4 separate regions of the Homo sapiens genome follow, and regions 1, 3 and 4 are each linked to region 2. A link is a loop called in an ENCODE intact Hi-C map of the cell type or tissue named here. Cell type or tissue: A673. All regions are shown on one strand.

Region 1 (5,000 bases), 190 kb before region 2:
CAAGTGATCCTACCACCTCAGCCTCTCAAGTAGTTGGGGCTACAGGCGTGCACCACTGTGCCTGGCCTACAGCTGTGTTTTAATGTGCATTTCCCGAATTGAGGTGGAATGTTTTTATATGTTTGCTGGATATTTGTTTCTTTTGTAAATAGCCTTCTTGTGTTGTAACTCATTTCTGAACTTGGCTATTTGTTTTTTTTTCTTACTGATCTATAGGAGTTCTTTATGTATTCTGGATACTAATTCTTGGTTGGTTTTGCAAATATCTTCTCTGTGTGGCTTATTTTTTTGCTTTATTTATGCTCTCCCACTAGGAATGAATTCGTAATCTGAATAATATTGTTTGCTTTGTTAGCATTAGATTTCTTCAAATATTTTGAAATTTCTGTCTGCAGGTTCATTTTTGTTTTTCATTTGTTTGCTTTGTTTTCCTTTTTTCTCCTTGTTGACCCATAGAGCATCTTCCACCCAGCTCCTAGTCCATTATAACAATCTGCTCCTACACAGATCTCCTGGAGCCCTGTCTTCAGTGATATTAGGGATGTCACAATTATTAACAGTGAGCTAGTGAGTAGCTTCCTGACCTGAGGCTTGGATGGTGTCCTGCTTCTGCCATTTCTCTAGATAAACAGCTTCCTATAAAGCTGTAGCCTCATAGTGAGGCAAAGAATATTCCAAAATTCTAAGAATTTTCTTGCCTTTTGCACAAATATGACCACCTTTCAATCAGTGAAAAGGAAGGAGGCATCTTCCTGAACCCTATTCTGAAATCATATTCTACAGGACTGCTGTTTGTTCCCAGTAAGTGCCTTTATGATTAACTTATAGATAATTGGCAGCTGATCCTCAAAATATTCTGGATCCTACCTCTACATTTTTTCCCCAAAATGGCTACCATATTTTCTATATCTGTCTCCCTGGGGCCTTTGCTATTTGCTTCCTCTTCAGCTGAGACGATTACTTTAACAGACTTCAATGCCCAAGACTTGACTAAAACTGCCTACGGTGGCCCTTCTCCCCACTGGAGTACTGAAGAGGCCAGATGTTTTCCCAAAACCAATACTTTGGGACCTACATGTTTTCCAATTAATTTCTTTGCATTCTTGTTCTGTGTCCCCAGTGCTTATATTTTCTGTCACTGTACTTGGAGAGAAAAACAATTGCTCACTATATATATATAAATGTTCACTATATTTTTTTGTTCATTTACAAATTGGTATAAAATTTTGGCCTAGAAAGATAACTATATTTATAATAGCACACACAAATGTAAAGTAGGTACTCTGTCATAGTTCATTTTAAATCCTAAATATATTATATACCCAAAATACATTACTTAAAATTGAAATGGAAAAATAGAAACATGATTTATTAATTATAATTATAGCTATATAATTATGTATTTATAAACTCTCAAGGCATTTACTGTATTAATTTGTAAAAAGAATTACTATCCCTAGGAAGTATATAGGTCGCAAATATCAGTAATTTCATTATATCAAACTTTTCTGTAGTGGTTGCAGACACAAATGAGTTTTGGAAATACCACAATAGTGTTGGGAGAGGCAATCTGCCCTGGGCCTTGAATGTCCCTGAATGTACTTACTGGGTATGCCAAGAATGCAAAAGCTTGACTCCACTTTACTGGGACCATTTTCCAGAGTGGGGTTTGCAGTGAGCAATCTTGAGTGACGAGGTAATGTCACCCACCAGGGCAAAGAACAAGCAGGCTTGCTTACTACTCTATTTACTAAAAGCTGGAGATTCCCAAAATCTAGCACTCTTCAGATGTCATGCAAACCCACTGTGTGCTGGGCCCATCTGAGTCCTCCATATTGCCCCCATAATCCTTGGAGGGGAGGGAAACTCATGCAAACAGATAAGTACTCCTAGCTCCTAGCTATGCCATTAGTAATGACGCTTTTCGTCTCTGATGGGAGTCTTGTGTCTTCTGCCAGCATCTGCAGCTAACTTATTACCTTGTAAATAGGGTTAATTAAATGCCAGAACTGACAAGACAGTAAAAGATGATAGGATACTGACAGAGACATAGTTTTCCTTTCTTTCTTCCTTTTATTTTTTTGAGACAGAGTCTCACTCTGTCGCCCAGGCTGGAGTGCAGTGGCGCGATCTTGGCTCACTGCAACCTCTGCCTCCCGGGTTCAAGCAATTCTTGTGCCTCAGCCTCCCAAGTAGCTGGGATTATAGGTGTGTGCCCCCATGCCTGGCTAATTTTTATATTTTTGGTAGAGACGGGGTTTCACCATGTTGGCCAGGCTGGTCACAAACTCCTGACCTCAAGTGATCTACTCACCTCGGCCTCTCAACGTTCTGGGATTACAGGCATGAGCCACTGCACCCAGCTGGAGAGACATAGTTTTCTTGAAGAGTAAGGACAAGAACCCTAGAGGCCCATTCTCAGGTATCCTTAGGTTCAAGGGTGAGAAGACCCCCTGAGATCATGCCCAGGTGGTGGGCAAGGTTAAGGGGCGAGTGACCCCAGTATTCTCTCTGTTAATGAGTCTGAATGGTGAGAGGTGGGATTAAAGCAAGCCACCCAAATAGTGCCTTTGTTTTTGCTCACCTTCCTCTGGGCAGGCAAAAGAAGGAATGGTACATGACCACGGGGGCAGCAAGCTGAAAGACCATGTGGTTGCGGCTGCAGGGCCAAGAAATCTCCAAAACAGAAATAAATGGAGAGAACAATGAAGATTTTGCTATTTGACATGGATCTTTAGGTGGATTGAAAACATTAGAAGTTCATTTGGTTGAGACATGAGTGAGCAGGTGCTCAAAAGTGAATGTGAATGCAAAACCTTGCCTAATAGGACAGAGTCAACTGTTCTATGTATCTGATTCCTGCTTTAGCCTGACTTATTTGACATTGAGGACAAAGCACTGGGTATACAGGTGGCCACTGTCTGAAGCAAAGCTGCTGGCTTAATGGTCCCTTAAATGCCTTGGCCTGGTTTGCTGATGCTTTGGCTAAGTTAAAACCCGATGGTGTCCAGTAGGGGGCAGTAGCTGTCCAACCTCAATGACAGCTCCAGGAGACTGAGTGGTAATGACCAGTTAGCCCAATGGGCTGAAATGAAAAGCCATCACCCTTACCTTAGGCAATACTCCCAAAGACTAGCCGTATTTTTACTGATTCTTGGTCTGCTAACAGTACTGTAGTCACCTGGTCTGCCACTTGGAAGACTACAGTTGGTAAATTAAAGATATTCCTGTTTGGGGCCACAAACTACAAACAAATTGTGGCTGCCAATCAGACACTTTGGGTCACTCACATAGATACCCACAGTAACAGTAAGGGCCTGCTCTCTGATAAGACCGACTGAAATCAAGTCGCTGAACAAGTCTGTATTGCCTGGTCACTGGGATTTGCCACTAGGATCCATCACTGCACTAGATAAGGCAATGAACCCACCACAATAGAATGGATACAAAGTAAAAGGTATGTTTTTCATGCAGAAGATACCACTGCATACCAGACTTATGTATCTTGCCCAGTTGGCCTCCTTTTCTTGTGGTGAAGGAGTCCACATTACATGGAGGATTGCCCTTGCCCCTTCCCAGCAGGGACCTCTGTCACCTCCTCTTGGGCTCACCTCGTGCCTTTCCACCATAGACATTTTTCAGGTTATGGTGTTGCTGCTCCACCATATGGAGTTGCTGCTCCAATCTGATTAGCCTATTCAAGCTATAGCACTGAGGACCATGTTTTGGGGTTCCTAGACCTTCTATAGTCTGACCATGATATGCCTAACAATGAGCCAATAGTTAGGTACTTAATGGACATTCCATGCTTCCTACCATCCTCAGGTATCTGGAATTGTTGAGAGCTTGGAAAGGCCTTCTTGAAAATCAACTCAAAAATGTTTCTGGCTCCACCTCTCTTACCTCCTCCTGGTCCACACTCCTGTATGAAGCAGTTTGCTTACTAACTGTGGCCACCTTCAGAAAGGGTTCATTTCATCCTTGTAGCCTCCTGGGAAATAATCAGGACAAAAGGAGTGGGGGATTATATACATCTGTTTTGAAAATTTGGGATTCTGCCTGGCCCAACCCTGGTTATCTTGCTTCTTTCTTTTTCCCAAAAGCAATCTCAGGATGGTTTGTTTCATATATCCCTTGGGTGGCAGCCAGCCAAAAGGGGGCTTAGAGATTCAAGCTTAATTTGGGTTTACCCACCTGGATTCATTTTGTTCAACTGATAAGGTCCCAGATCATAAATATCCATAATGACCATCTGATTGAGTGCCCTGCTCACTGAGTCATTCTATAGTGGTCCATATAGGCCAAAATGGAAGACATAATAGGTTTCTAAATTTGTCCCATATGTACTTACCCTTCTATAAGCTACAGGCACAAGTAGGGGATGATTGGAGAAAAGGCGAAGTTATATCTACTGGAATGGGACACATTAACTATGTGGCCAAAGAAGGAAAGCAACAACTTCAGCCCCTAGGAAGGAAACACATGAGACCTCAGGAAGTACAGGGATGGGGAGGACAATTAATACTTTCTTTGTCCTCTGGATCCGCAAGTGCATCCTGGCAAAACAAATATATAGTGAGCTACCTGAATCAAACAGCAGCTGAGGCCAGCCATCTGACCTGCGTCTGTTTTATCTCTGACCATGTGCTTGCTATGAAACAGAAAAATTCACATGGGCATTGGTGGTTCTTAATTCTTTTGCTGTGCTTGATACCATCAATGACAGCTCCTGAATGTGGACCCCGTTGTATACATGGAAGCAAAGGGACTGGCACAACCTTATTTTAATCTGATGTACACAAATCCATATGCTTCTTCTGACATGTGAGCAGCTTTGGATTATGCCATGCATGGCAACTGAAGTAACAACTACTTAGTGATACTGCCCATGTGGCTTAGACAAATCAATGTAATGGTTGATCCAAGTTTAATGACAAATCCTGAAATAAAGTGACTCTTTATTTCAGCCTCTTTAGGCTACATGTTTGTATGTAGGAAAG
Region 2 (5,000 bases):
CCTGTTCCCTGGATGGCAGAGACCAACAGAAAGTACTGACCCATTCTTACAAGGTCAAGCTCCCAAAGACATAGAACAAAATGAGAAGGAAACTTCAGCATTTTTTTTTTTCAGGTACTTGCAGCAAAGTCTGTAATTAACCAGTTTTCCAGGCTGGCTTGAACCTGGGCTTATGGGATCCTAAGCCCGTGTTCTGTCCATAAAGGTATTCTTCTTTATGACAGAGCAATGTAGAAAGACAAAGTTGCAGCACAAAGTACACCAGATTCGCTACAGTAGCCACTCTGCTTAGTATGCAATATGGAATTGGCAAGGTTCAAACTTGCCCTCAGATGGGCCCTGTCATCTTTAATCCAACCTCTGCTGTCATGTGGTCTCAGGGCACAGAGGATAGGAAAGGGAGAAAAGCATTCATTGCCTGCAGCAAGGTGGGGAAGGCAAGGTGCTCAGGGAGGCCAGAGAAAGACCTACTTATTGCAGTGACACTCAATCAAAAGTTCAGGCGGTCACTTGTCAGTTGCAAAGGGGTTTTCCAACAGTCTCACCAGCTTTCAAGTTTCCCCTTTTGGGGAGAAAAAAGGCTCTCCATGTCCAGTGATCCTGTACATGCCTAATCCTGTCACCCACAGCTGTCAGCGAAGAGTACAAGGCAGATTAATCCAAAGAGAATAGTGGTTAACTCCCCATAATGCCAAATCCATTCATAGCTGAGAGGAACTTTACTGAGTGGGGCCTCTAACTCCCTAAATTTTAGGAAGTATTCTAACCATCCTAAGCTGGGCCTTGAACCCAAGTTCCACCAGATGTCCTTGCCTTTTATTAAGAGGGGCCTTTAACCCACTCTTTTTTAGGAGACACTCTAACTCCCCTCAGTTGGGCCTCTAACCCAATCCCATCCTTTACCCGGATACCCCACTACTTACCCAGAGTTGGCCATTTGGTGCTGCAGTCTGTTTCCTTTTGGGTTGGGGGTTTCCTCAATATCGTCCCTCCATGGTTCACCAGGAGGATATTACCAGAAAGGAGTCCTGATCCAGACCCCTAGAGAAGATTCTTGGATCTCAAGAAAGAATTTGATGTGAATCCATAGAGTAAAGTGAAAGCAAGTTTATTAGGAAAGTAAGGGAATAAAAGAATGGCTACTCCATAGGCAGAGCAGCCCTGAGTTGTATTTTATTGTGTATATGTACCACATTTTCTTTTTTCTTTGTTTTTGAGACTGAGTCTCGCTCTGTTGCCAGGCTGGAGTGCAGTGGCATGATCTCGGCTTACTGCAACCTCTGCCTTCTGGGTTCAAGTGATTCTCCCGCCTCAGCCTCCTGAGTAGCTGGAACTACAGGTGCGCACCACCACGCCCGGCTAATTTTTGTATTTTTAGTAGAGACGGGGTTTCGCCATGTTGGCCAGGATGGTCTCAATCTCTTGACCTCATGATCTGCCCGCCTCGGTCTCCCAAAGTGCTGGGATTACAGGCATGAGCCACCGCACCCGGCCCCACATTTTCTTTATCCATTCATCTGTTGATGGCCACTTAGGTTGATTTCATATTTTGACTATTGTAAATAGTGCTGCAGTAAACACGGTGGTGCAGATATGTCCTTGCTATACTGATTTCCTTTTCTTTGGATAAATACACAGTAATGGAATTGCTAGATCATGTGGTAGTTCTATTTTTAGGTTTTGAGGAACCTCCATTTTGTCTTCCATAGTGGCTGTGCTACGTTACTGTCTCATCAACAACATGTGAATGTTTCCCTTTCTCCAAATCCTCTGCAGTATTAATTATTTTCACATTTTTGTTAATAGCCATTCTAACTGGGGTGAAATGATATCTCATTGTGGTTTCGATTTGTATGTAACCACATGATTAGTGAAACTGACAATTTTTTTTCACATGCTTTTTGGCCATTTGTATGTCTTTTGAGAAATGTTTGTTGAGATGCCATGTCCTTTTTAAAATAGGATTTTGTTGTCGTTGTTGTTGCTTGTATATTCTGGATGTTAATCCCTTATCAGATGATTAGTTTACAGATATTTCCACTAATTCTCAGGTTGCCTCTTCACTCTGTTGAGTGTTTCCCTTGCCCTACAGAAGCTTTTTAGTTTGATAAAATCCCATTTGTCTATTTTTGCTTTTTTTTTTGCCTGTGCATTTAAAGCAGTATCCATAAAAATCTTTGCACAGACCAATGTGCTAAAGCATTTCCCCTATGTTTTCTTCTACTGGTTTTATAGTTTCGGGTCTTAGATTTATGTCTTTAATCCATCTTGAGTTGATTTTTGTTTATGGTGAGAGATAGGGACACTTAGAATTTTTTTATACCTATTGTGAAAACTATTTTAGACTCAGAAATAGATTTTAAAAATTCTGTCATTATTGTGTGTGCCTTAAAAGGAAAATAAATTTGTTCAAGTTATTCTGAAACTAGAGTCTGACTCTTGTGCATCATTTCTCAACTGAGTCGAGTTTTTTGTTTTTGTTTTTGTTTTTTTACACAGTATTGGCCTCCATGCCATTAAGAGTATTGGTAATGCTCTACTCTCTCTAGGAATTTCTTCCAAGCTGCTAAAACCCATTCTGCAAGTATTGATGCTATCACTTTACTATTTGACTAACCTCAGAGTTTATTTTTTCTGAATTGAAATATATCTCTGCTAGTTAAGCAACTTTTCTTCAAAGTTACCAAAATATAAGCCAAAATGTTAATAGTGGTTTTCTCCAGTGGTGGTTGGAAGTGGTTCTTGTTTTCTTCTTTGTAACTGTCTGCTTTCCAAAATTTCGAAACACACATAGACACACATGTACACATGCATGTACATATGCACACAATTAAAACATGGCCTTGCTTCAACTTGCTTCACATCTTATCTTCTGCAGTCTTATCATTTGGGGAATTCAGGAGCGTAATTCATTATTCTCCTTGGTGGTCATGCTTGCTGCCTTGAATCTAGAAAGTCCCATCAGTCAGCCCCTGGTGGGACCAGGTTCTCTGCTGACCTCCAGTGGCCTTAGGCTGTATGGCACTAAGCAAGAGGCATTCATATGCTTGCTGGTCAGTGCAGAACAGACCCACACTTGTGTTTTTAGGAAAGTACTTTGTAATTGTCCTTGATTAGGTAGCACATGCACCCATATACCTGAGTTACTCTTACCTGTCTTCCAGTGCAACTCGAACCTTACTTATTGGAAATTGAGAAGCTTTTTATAGGAACTATATATAAATATCATAGTAAGAACAAGAAAATATGAAGTGAAGACTTTATGTGCATAGAACAGAATTTGGATGAGCAGTTAAGCCTGAGTTCTGAGTGAACTTCTAGGCTTTGCTTATTAGTTTTCTGTTGAGGTATTTTGTTTTGTTTTTTGGGGATGTTTGTCTTTTTGGGGTTTTTTTGTTTGTTTTGAGGGGTGCAGTTTGGGAATGGGAAGAAGTACATAGGCAGCAGTGGTCCTTCTCCTGGAACCAGAAGAACAATAAGACTTTCCTGTTGAAATGATCTGCCTCTTTGTATTTTCTGCCATGGATAACCATTGCAGGGAGAGACGTTGCTGAAACGAGTATGAGGCAATTTCCCCATTTGGAACCCTGCTGGGTATTAGTGAGGCAGGCAGGCAGGACCCATCAAGGAAAAGTAAGTGACCATTGGAGCAAAAATATATGCTAATTTTCCAATCAGTGAGCTGTTAACCTTCTGGGATTTATAATTCCTCTGACATCCATTTTAACATTTGATCTATCCAGTTAATTTTAAAAACCCATTTATTATACCCCTTAAGTCATTTTTTGTTATATTGTCAAAGTGTCACATTCTAATTATCTTAAAATCACTTTTGGCCAAAGCTTGTAAAATAAAAAAAAAAGCATTATGTCTGAGATTACTGATCAATGTAATTTTAAGGTTTTTGCTTCTTAATAATTAAACGCCACTGCATTATGCAGCATACCTGCTGCCAGGATGTTGTTTGAGAATGAAGCAAATGAATATCTAATCCCATAATAGTTTTCAAATATTTTAAATCTTTTTCTCTCTGTAACCAGAATTTTAAAGCAACCTAAAGATTGTAATGTTTGTTAATAGACTCTTGTGATTTTTGCCACAACTATTACAGTACTAGTCTCCCTGGTTCTCTACTACTTCCAGGTGAATTTTTTGAAAGCCCAGCTCTACAGCTCAGTGGCTGCTTATCACAACACTGGATAAAATTCAAACTCCATCAGCTTAGTGCTTAAGACCCTCTAGAGTCCGTCTCTAACCTTATTTATTCTACTCCTGGTTTATGCATACTTGCTGTTAGCACACTACTTTCTCATTGCGCCCCCTAATTCATCAAGTTTAGAAAGTTGAAAGCATTATATTGTCTCCTATAGTGCATCTTGCTGTCCATTTTCATACTGATACTTAGGACACAGGTGGAAAATATATGTTTTGTATTAGACTAGTTTCTTTGCTTCTGAGTCCATCTCATATCCTCTCTGCCAGATCCTTTGGGTATTAAAAAGTCTTAGGGTATTAAAAAAGATTACTTGACTTCTTGTTGACAAAGTAGGCACCAGCTAGGCTAGTTTACCTTTATTAACATTGAATATTGGACCTAAATGAAACCTACTAGGAATATTTTACTTTCACAGGGTTTCATATTATTGAATTTTAGTTTAAAACATTTTTATTATTACTGATTTTTTGCCAGTATGAAAGACAAAATGTTATCTGGGAGTTTTAATTTGTAACTTTCTGATTACAACTGAACATATGTAATAGTTTATTGGCAATCTGTGTTTCTTTCATAAACTGATAGCTTTAACTCACTTATCTTTTTGGTAGTCTTTTTTTAGTTCATTCTTTTTATATTCTGAATATTAATCAGTTGTCTCTAGTACATGTCACAAGTACCTTTCTTCCTGTCTGTCTTAAAAATTCGTGTTTTTCTTTTAATGTCTAGATGCTTCCTAATCTTTGTGGCTTCAAAATCTGGCAAATGTCTTGGCTGCATGTGGTCT
Region 3 (5,000 bases), 290 kb before region 2:
GTTCACAAGAGTAAGACTGTTTCAAGTTACTTGTTTAATGACTTTTATAGATAGCTTGGAATAAGGGTTGAAATAGAATTATCAAAAGTGTGTGTAGTAAGGGATTTATTGGTAGGTGATGGTGTCGTACTTCAAACCTTTGTTGTTATGGAATTGCAGTATAGACCTTTTCTTCAGAGAGCTCAGAATTTAATGTAGCTGGTGAATTAAACAAGCTTGTGGACTGAGACCAGGAATCACTTGTAATCTCTCACTTTTTTTTTCCTGGTGGTATAATAAACATAACATAAAATTTACCATTTTAACCTTTCTTGAAAAGTTTTGCCAGGCGTAGTGGCTCATGCCTGTAATCCCAGCATTTTGGGAGGCCGAGGTGGGCAGATCACGAGGTCAGAAGTTCAAGACCAGCCTGGCCAGCATGGTGAAACCCCATCTCTGCTATAAATACAAAAATTAGCTGGGCATGATGGTGCATGCCTATAGTCCCAGCTACTCAGGAGGCTGAGGCAGGAGAATTGCTTGAACCCGGGAGGTGGAGGTTGCAGTGAGTCAAGATGGCACCACTGCACTCCAATCTGGGCGACAGAGTGAGACTCTGTCTCAAAAAAAAGAAAGTTTTAATATTTCAAGAGACAAGTTCTCACTCTGTTGCCCAGATTAGAGTGCAAGTGGCATGATCATAGCTCACTGCAGCTTTGAACTCTTGGGCTCAGGAGATCCTCCCTCCTTGGACTCCAAAGTAGCTAGCACTACATGCCATTTTCCATAGCGGCTGTGCCATTTTACTCTGAAACTCTGAAAGGTTTTATGTTGCTCATGTTGGAAGTATCCTCATGTATATATCTTCAGTCATAGTATTTTAGTATTCAGCAGTATTACTGGTTGTGGGTAGGGTCTGATGTGGTTTTAGGCAGAAATAGAAATCTAGGCTGTAGTTGAAAACTTTTCTTGTATAGATCCCCTATCTCAGGTAGGTAAGAGTAGCTTACTTTTAATAGACTTTCTTCATACCAGTATAGGACAGATATTTGACTCTGGTCACTGGAAGTGTGCTTCATAACTGACAATAAACTTGCCTTTTACCAAAACAGAGAAAAACATATAAATAAAATATTGTTTGTATTTAAAAATTTTAGGTTTATTTCTTCCTTGTATATGCACATTAGAGGGGCCTGGACATATTTTTTAAGAATTTTAAATATTGATTAGTTTCCCATGTTTTTTCTTTTTAGATATTAAAAAACTGCACTTTGTTTTGTGTAAGCAAAATGCTAGGCCTTTTAAAAGTTAAATTTTTAAAAAAAATTTTCCGTAACTTAAGAGCTTGTTTTTTATTTGACTTCCAGTAGAGGGCACTCTGTTCCTTAGATATAACTTACATTCAGTTCCGTTAAATCACCCCTTGAATGTTTCTTGAAATTGATTCTCCTTGGAAGATGCATTTAATGTCTTCATCAACATCTGTTCACTTATGTTTAATAACTTTTGTCAAGGATTATTTTAAAATCTTGGGGTTTTTTTGCTTTTATCTTTTTGTGGCGATGAGTGGCGAGAATTGGGAAAATATATTAATTTTACAAATACTGATAATACAGACTCATATTTAAATGATTGTCATTGTAGTTAAAAGTCTACCAAATTAAATTTTGCTTTTTAGTATTTGTACAGAGTCCATTAGTAGACTTCTCTCTATGTAGGTATATTATTCCCATCTAAAGTAGTCCCTTTTTAAAAAGAATACAAAATTAGGACTTTTCAGCCTTCTTGAGCCCATAGCACCATCATTTTATCACTTTTCATAGGGTCATAATAAGACTAGCCAGGCGCAGTGGCTCATACCTGTAAATCCCAGCACTATGAGAGGCTGAGGCAGGCAGATCACTTGAGGTCAGGAGTTTGAGACCAGCCTGGCCAACGTGGTGAAACCCCATCTCTATTAAAAATACAAAAATTAGCTGGGCATGGCGGCTCATGCATGTAACCCCAGCTACTCAGGAGGCTGAGGCAGGAGAATTGCTTGAACCCAGGAGGCGGAGGTTGTAGTGAGCTGAGATCATGCCGCTGCACTCTACCCTGGGTGACAGAAGGAGACTCCATCTTTAAAAAAAAAGACTGACGGTTAGTTCATTCAGACATATGTTGGGTTACTTCATATCTTTAGTTTTTTATTCAAAATAGCTCCTCTTCTTGACCATGACTATAAAATAGTCAACTTTTAAATTATTTCCCACTTATACTCTTACAATGTTGCTTCTCAGTCCTATGCATCCTGTATACTGTTGCCAGATTGATTTTTCTGCAATACTCCTTTACTCATTTCTGATTTTTATCTTGTCACACTAATTGGTCTGTGAGATCAAGTTTAGCTCAATTTTTGTAGTTCTGATACCTTGCTGTCTCTATTAAAGCATTTGTCTAATGGCAGGACATGTACCACCTAAGCAAGGATTCCATGTGTTAAAAACCCATCAGCTAGAAATCATTCATGTTTATTTTCTCTCAGCTTTTAAAAAATGTGTTTAGAATTGCTCTCTCTACCTTTTTACCAACCAGTTATAGTTTTTTTACAATCTGATGTTTTCCTCATACCATTCTACTTGTGGTGTTTCATAATAATATCCAGTGGCCTTTTCTCAGTTCTTACCCCTCTACCCCAGTTTATTTATAGCCAGATTGGGGAAACAGAAAGCATAAATACGGAAAGATGCTCCGTGGTGTTAGGTAAAATCTCTGAGGAAGGAGAAATTGGCTTGCACCAAGAAGTTTGGCTTGGGTTTTAAATAGGGTGAACATATGACCTGGTCTGCCAGGAACAGTTCCATTTTACTCCTTTTGGCCCAGCATAATCAGCGCCAGCCACCCCCTTTTACTCACAGAAGTGTTCAGGCTTGGAAAGTATATATGGTTTTCATAGTTTTAAAGACAGTATGATATATTGCTTGTCATTTATCACTTTTCACAGGGTCAGAATTTTAAATAGGCTGTTAAATAAATTTGCTGCCCCTTTTGGCCACTGGATGGCACAATTGCTTCCTGTTTTCATTGAGGTCAAGAAGATAATAGTTTGTTTTTCAACCACTATTTTGTACTTCTTTGTGTTGAGCATCTGTGCTTTTTATAACCCCCTTAGCATGTGCTATTGTCCCCATAGACCTTTGCTTATCACCTGGGAATGACACTCAAGAAGAGTGTTTTCATTATTTTATGCCTGTCCCCTCCTTAAGAATATTAATAAGGCTGGGTGCAGTGGCTCACAACTGTAATCCCAGAACTCTGGGAGACCGAGGCAGGTGGATCACCTGAGGTCAAGGGTTTGAGACCAGCCTGGTCAACATGGTGAAACCCCATCTCTACTAAAAATACAAAAATTAGCTGGGTGTGTTGGTGCACGTCTATAATCCCAGCTACTCAGGAGGCTGAAGCAGGAGAGTCGTTTGAACCCAGGAGGTGGAGGTTGCAGTGAGCTGAGATCATGCCATTGCACTCCAGCCTGGGCAACAAGAGAAACTCCATCCCCCCAAAAAATATATATATAAATAAATATAAATGCAATTATTATAACAGTAAAAAAATTACTAAGTACTTATAGGTGAATTAGAAGTTCCTAATTTTGTTTGATATTTATTCAGTTGTCTGTGATAAAAATTTTTAGTATAAGTTTGTCTGATTATTCTCAGCCTTTTTGCAATACCCATGACTGACATCTGTTTTCTTCCTAGCCTTACCTTGAAGGGAATTTTTAAAGGAGACACTAGAAACTGATCTCATAGGAGGAACCAAATAATCCTCATTTAATGGGAAGCTGCTTTACATTTAGCTATTCCTTTTGAGTCCTCTGCCAATACCTTAGCTGCACTATTGTGAAATAGACCTAGTTACAACTTTACTAAGAATAAGAACACATAGTTGCCTTATAGTGGCTTTAAAGATAAGTTTTCTTTGCCTAATTAAGATACTTTTGCTTAGTTATGTAGGAAGCTGAAGCTTGTTTAAACATAACTCATTTGCTGAGGGTAAGACTATAAAAATCAAATAGTAAATACATAGCAGCTGAACCTACTACTGAAAAGCAAAACTTCATCTTGGCTCCTTAGAGTCTGATTTTCAGATGGGATGGAAATTTTCTGTTGTACTATATATGTTGATCAAGTATGCTTTTTAATGAAAGTTTGTATTAATATGTTTGAATTTCAAACTTTCATACTAGGGTACTTGAGCCCTTGGATATGAAATTAATACAAGGCATACTATGGGTTTTATTTTAAGCTACTAAATCAAACTTGTTTTCAGTAAAGAACAATGGTTATATACTGTGCTACCTTTGACAAGTCTGTCAAGTTGGTCACTTCTGGTAATAGTTCTCCCTTTGTTTTTTATAGATCATCATTTTCTGGGTGGAAGTATTCAGCTAAAGACTGGTTGATGAGTGATGTAGACTATTTCAGCTTCTTATTTTCCACACTTACAGGTAACCACATTCACTTGCCAGATTAAAAAAGAAAAAACCTAATATGAATCACAATTCTCCTTCTAAGATTTGCCATTTTATCAGTTTGGTTCAGTTTTGAAGATGATAAATATTCTATCTTGGAGTGATTTTTGTGATTAGTAACTGGAAATCGAAAGAATATTTCTAACCTACATACACTGTTAGGCTTCTGAGGCAGGAGGATGGATGATTTGTCTTTAAATCTCTTATAGTATGAGTATCAAAACCCTGAGCATTATTTGAATGTCATGTTATTGTATTTTTAAGTTTGATGTACTACTACTATTATTTTAAATGTATTATTTGAATATTTTCATTGTATACTTGGATAATGATAGGATTCTTTGAAATTTTCTGAAGACTTGAAATTAGGAGAGTTAATATAGTGTCAGGATCCAAAAAGAACTTGACAGATCCAATACTATGCTGAATCTAGCAAGATAAATACTTCAGAAGATAAATGTAAGCTCCTATATGTTTACTGTATATTTATGAATGTATACATTTGAGG
Region 4 (5,000 bases), 760 kb after region 2:
AACATAGAGATACCCTGTCTCTACAGAAAATAAAAATTAAAAAGTAACCAGGCATGGTGGCACATGCCTACCATCCCAACTACTCAGAAGGCTAAGGAAAAAAGATAATTTGAGCCTAGGAAGTTAAGGCTGCAGTGAGCCATGACTGCACCACTGCACTCCAGCCTGGGTGACAAAGCGAGACCTTGTGTCAAAAAAAAGGGAGAGAGAAAGGAAAAATAGAATCATGCTAGCTAACATTTATTGAGCACCCACTATTGTCTAGCACTATATTAGCTGCTTTACACATACTTTGCTTTATAAAAAGAAAAATTAAAACCCCTGTAATCCCACCGTCTGAGATTAACCACCATTAACACTCTGCTATATTTCCTTCCAGTCTTGTTTTCCTGATATGTATTTTATGACAGTAGCTAATAAGTGTTGAGATCTTATTCACATGCCCAGAACTAATAAAATTATTTAAACCTTTTAAAATACTTTTTAAACCTTGTAACAATGCCATGAGATAGGCAGTATTATTACCTTAATTTTACAGATAAGGAAATTGAGACTAGAGAAGTTAAGCAATGTGCCCATTCTGTATACCCAGTTTTGTTAATTTTGTCACTTAAGCTTGTATCAGGAATGTTTTCCCATGTCATTAATTATTCCACAGAAGAGATCACTTAATGGCTGCATAATAGTCCATCACATGGGCATGTCATCATTTATTAAAGTATTTCAGTGTTTCTCTTCAATTCTTGGTGATTTTTAATAGAATAAATACTGCTGTGATTAACACCCTTGTACTTAAAATTTTATGCATGTCTGAGCACTCAGATAAAAACAAATTGCCGGGCGCAGTGGCTCACACCTGTAATCCCAGCACTTTGGGAGGCCGAGGCGGGTGGATCACCTGAGATCAAGAGTTCGAGACCAGCCTGGCCAACATGGTGAAACCCTGTCTGTATTAAAAATACAAAAATTAGCTGGGCATGATGGCAGGTGCCTGTAATCCCAGATACTCGGGAGGCTGAGGTGGGAGAATCACTAGAACCTGGGAGATGGAGTTGCAGTGAGCCAAGATCTGGCCATTGCCCTCCAGCCTGGGCTATAGAGCAAGATTCTGTCTCAAAAAAAAGAAAGAAAGAAAGAAAGAAAGAACGATTGATTAACAGTTGATTTACTGAGTCACTTTTTTCAGGATCTTTCCACATATTGTCGAATTGCCTTCCAAAAAAATTCTACCATTTTATAATAGACCAGCGATAAATGAAAGCATCCATTTTATGCCCCAGGCAACATTAGGTATTATTAATTTTAAATCCTAGACCATTTAAATGGGTAAACAATATATATCATAATTTTGTTTCATTTTTATTATACAGGAGAAACAGAACAGACTTTGGTTCTTCCAAAAATTTTAACGAAGCCTCTATCATACTCCCGGCACTCTTGTGGGGGCTAAGGATACAACAATGAACAAGACAGACCCAACGTGAACCTCTTAGGGCTCACAACTTAACATAAGGGGTACATTGAACACAAATTAATGAATTCCAATTGTATGTTCTATAATAAGCATTTGTAGTACTTAGTGTTTATTGACCCTTTTTAAGGTAAAGCACCAAGAACTTATTGAATCTTCGTGACAACGCTTTTACGTAGGTACTATTATTATTTCCCTTTTACAAATGAGGAAACTGAGTCACCGAGAGGTTAAGAAATTTGCCCAAAGTCCTAGAACCAATAAGTAGCAAAGACAAGATTCAAATCCAGTCAGAGCAGCCCCAGTGCCCTTAACCACTATACCATAATGCTTTCCTTCTGCTAGAAGAAAGACGTGTGGGCTGCTGTGAGATGCTGAAAAGAGTGAAAGAAGATGCAGAAAAATGAAACAAAGCAGATGTTAGCCAATAGTAAAAGGGAATAGAGATGGCAGGAGTTCACTTGGTCAGCAATATTGCCATGAAGTGCTGAATTGTATCTTTCCTCTTTTTTTCAGAGGAGTAGGTGAGGGTGACACGTGACAAAAATCAGCAGGTAGAACATTGGACAATAAATCAACCTGGAACAGTCCAAACAGGAAAGGAGTAGCCTAAATTCTCCTGCTAGGAGGCAGAGGAAAGAAGGGAGAGACCTCCACCTCCCTAGGCCTCAAGGAATCGAAAGATACATTGTTCAGTAGCAGCAGTCAAAACTGAGACGATAAGGAGAAAACGAAAACTTTTGCTTTTCCAGGGCTCCTGGCCAAATACCTCCCAGTGCGGTCTGAAGCCCCCGCTGGAGGCACCTGTGGTTTTGCAGACCAGCGGGCTCCATTCTGGTGGGCTGCAGCGCCATCTAGCAGGCGTGAGGCTGAACGGCGTCATAACAACTGGCAGTCCAAGAGTCCTTGAAAAAACAAGGACCCACGTGGCTAGCACCGTGCTAAGGTCACTGTGGTGAACAAACAAGTCTCTGCCCTTGAGAAGTTCACGGTCCATCTCGGGAGACAATCACAGACTCTAGAGCAGAGACCTGTGCAAGTGTGCAGGAAACACGGAGGGGCAAGGCTGACCTTACCTGGAGTTCAGGGAAGGTTACATAGAGAATGTGCTATTCAAATCAGCTCTTCAAAGATGAGTCATTATTAAAGATGAGTACAGTAGTAGAAGATGGAAGAAACTTCCAGGCAATAAGACTGGAAGCTCAAAGGCCCAGAGTTGTGAAAGGGTGTAGCGCATTCAGGGAAGACTGGAATGTCCAAATCACAGCCGAGAGCAACTTGACAATTTAGCCTAGTCATTTTAAGAATTACATTACTGAGATTTGAGCAAGAAGGGGGCTTTGTGCAGATTTATATCCTAGGCTAGGAGTGTCCACATTGGAACCCATGACTCCTGACTCTCGTTCCCATGTGCCTCCCACTGAACCATGGAAATGCAAGGCCAGCCACCTCCATCCAGCTCCCTGGGAAGGGCCACATTCACATGGCAGGGACCACTAGTGAGGCTGTGTGCATAGAATTGAGACCTTGAACTCAAGAAGAAGACACACCTGCACTCAGTAGCTCCACCAGTAGCTATGTAACTTTCATCAAGTTACTTATTCTTTCCGAGTGTCCATTTCCTTATCAGTCAAATGGGAAAGATGACAGCCCTTACCTCGTACAGTTGTTGTGAGAGTGGAAAGAGTGAATTCACATTAAGGGCTTGGCACAATGCCCAGCACATGCTAAATGCTTGATAATGAGATATTAAAGACCATAATTTTAATATTGTCACTTTTTTATTGTACTATTTTGGTTTTATTTTTTTACTCAGAAGTATGATTATTGATTTTTTATTTATAATTTTTACTATTTCTTATTAAGTGTTGAGAACTGGGGCCTTTCTGGTTGCATAAGAACAAACACAGAAGCCCCAGTCCTATTTTCAAAACTTGAAGGGCTGTGCTGGAACGAGGGAGTAGAGGTGGACTGAGGTGCCCCAAGTGCCAAGCTGGGCACGATGGCTGAGAGCTGCAGGATGGAAGATTTCGGTCCAATGTAAAGGAAACCTTGCGCACTCATCAAGGGGCCTTGGGAGGAAGGTATTTATTTGTTATTGGAAATGTTCAGTCTAAGACCAGATGACCATTTGTCAAGGCCACCTCCTACCTTGCATAGGGCAGGAAGTCACCTAGTCCATGGCACTATCTGATGCTTTAAACATCTAATTGAGCTCTAAACATCTCATTGAGCTCATATTCTAGGGGAATATGATTTGTTAGGTCATCCAGGAAGACGGCTGTCTGTTTATAAATTTCAGTCATAAGCAATGCTCGAAGAAGTCAGGATCCATAACACATAACCTTGTATTTCAGAGTAATTTGTTAGATTTTAGCTGGAAGCATGAGGAAGAGTCTGAGATGCTCGTGTCAGGCTAGAGACCAGGGAAATGGGCTAAAGGAAGAGAAGGCAGCTCAGCTTACCCTCAAATGCTGCCCAGAAAATGTGCTTTCATTCTGAGAAGACGTGCACGGCTGTCACAACCCTGAGAGCCATTAGAGCGTAGAGGTACCTACTGTCTTAAAATAATTCAATAACAAAGCACACAAAATGCTCACTATTCAAACATTTATACAGGGTCTGCTATGTGCAAAGCACTTGGAATATAAAAGTAAATCTAGAGCCGGGCACGGTGGCTCATGCCTGTAATCCCAGCACTTTGGGAGGCTGAGGCGGGCGGATCACCTGAGGTCAGGAGTTCCAGACCAGCCTGGCCAACATGGTGAAACCCTGTCTCTACTAAAAATACAAAAAATTAGCCGGGTGTGGTTGCAGGCGCCTGTAATCCCAGCTACTCTGGAGGCTGAGGCAGGAGAATCGCTTGAACCCAGGAGGCAGAGGTTGCAGTGAGCCGAGATCGTGCCACTGCACTCTGGCCTGGGCAACAAGAGTGAAACTCCATCTCAAAAACAAAAAGTAAATCTAAAAAGCAGATAGAGCTAAGAAGGTTATAGTCTAGAAGAGGCAATAAGACCTGAGTAGAAAATAACTGCAATCCAAGGTAGAAAATGCCTAGTGTTGTGAAAGAGGCACATGGGATTGTATGGCTTTCACAAGAGGAAGCACTGGAGGAAGGTTTTGCAGAGAAAATGACATCTAAGCTGGGCCTTTAGTAACACAAAAGACTTGCACCCCAAATGATGGAAGGGAATAACATCTCAGGGGAAAAAGTAGTGTGGGCAAAACTGCAGAGTTCCAAAAGCATGGGCTGAAGAATTGGAAGTACAAGTAGGTGGCGCCCCCTGTGACTGGAGCACAGGGAGTGTGGAGGGGGTGGGGCAGGATGTAAGATCAGAGAAGTAATTAATCATCCAGTAGTTGCACTCCTAGGTATATTACCAAGAGAATTGAAAACATACCTCCACATAAAAGACCGATACACCAATGCTTATAGCAGTTTCACTCATAATAGCCAAAATGTAGAAACAAACTACTGTCCATCAACTGACAAATGGATAAATGAAATGTGTTATATCTATACAATAAA

The links. Hi-C counts contacts between places; a loop is a spot of excess contacts. Peaks named below come from ENCODE experiments on the same cell type or tissue, not always from the same donor. Only the 100,000 strongest peaks of a DNase experiment are listed, where the experiment ranks them.
Region 1: a loop joins it to region 2, with 7 times the contacts of the local background. A loop is called at or near these places in 81 of 110 quality-filtered maps.
Region 3: it touches region 2 in a loop (4-fold over the local background); 62 of 110 quality-filtered maps call a loop at or near these places.
Region 4: it touches region 2 in a loop (2.7-fold over the local background); 32 of 110 quality-filtered maps call a loop at or near these places.

What each region holds. Positions count from the first base shown.
Region 1 is chr9:100,214,392-100,219,391 of GRCh38, reverse strand. The region is part of intron 3 of INVS (inversin); the gene reads right to left. Among named protein-coding and RNA genes, the nearest start is that of INVS, 120 kb to the right of the region's middle. In A673, a CTCF peak has its summit at 3,013 (motif pointing right); a DNase peak (open chromatin) is centred at 3,021.
Region 2 is chr9:100,026,302-100,031,301 of GRCh38, reverse strand. All of the region lies in intron 4 of ERP44 (endoplasmic reticulum protein 44), which reads left to right. LOC105376176 (a long non-coding RNA gene) reads right to left here. Exons shown (of 3, transcript XR_001746547.2): 3 at 1-5,000. Among named protein-coding and RNA genes, the nearest start is that of ERP44, 70 kb to the left of the region's middle. In A673, a CTCF peak has its summit at 3,000 (motif pointing left); a DNase peak (open chromatin) is centred at 2,991; H3K27ac peaks cover 463 bases.
Region 3 is chr9:100,321,151-100,326,150 of GRCh38, reverse strand. It overlaps TEX10 (testis expressed 10), which reads left to right. Exons shown (of 15, transcript NM_017746.4): 10 at 4,380-4,468. Among named protein-coding and RNA genes, the nearest start is that of TEX10, 29 kb to the left of the region's middle. In A673, CTCF peaks have their summits at 1,151, 1,351 (motif pointing right) and 3,008 (motif pointing right); DNase peaks (open chromatin) are centred at 1,370 and 3,040.
Region 4 is chr9:99,264,052-99,269,051 of GRCh38, reverse strand. No RefSeq gene overlaps it. Among named protein-coding and RNA genes, the nearest start is that of SEC61B, 44 kb to the right of the region's middle. In A673, CTCF peaks have their summits at 2,316, 4,558 and 4,758; a DNase peak (open chromatin) is centred at 2,281.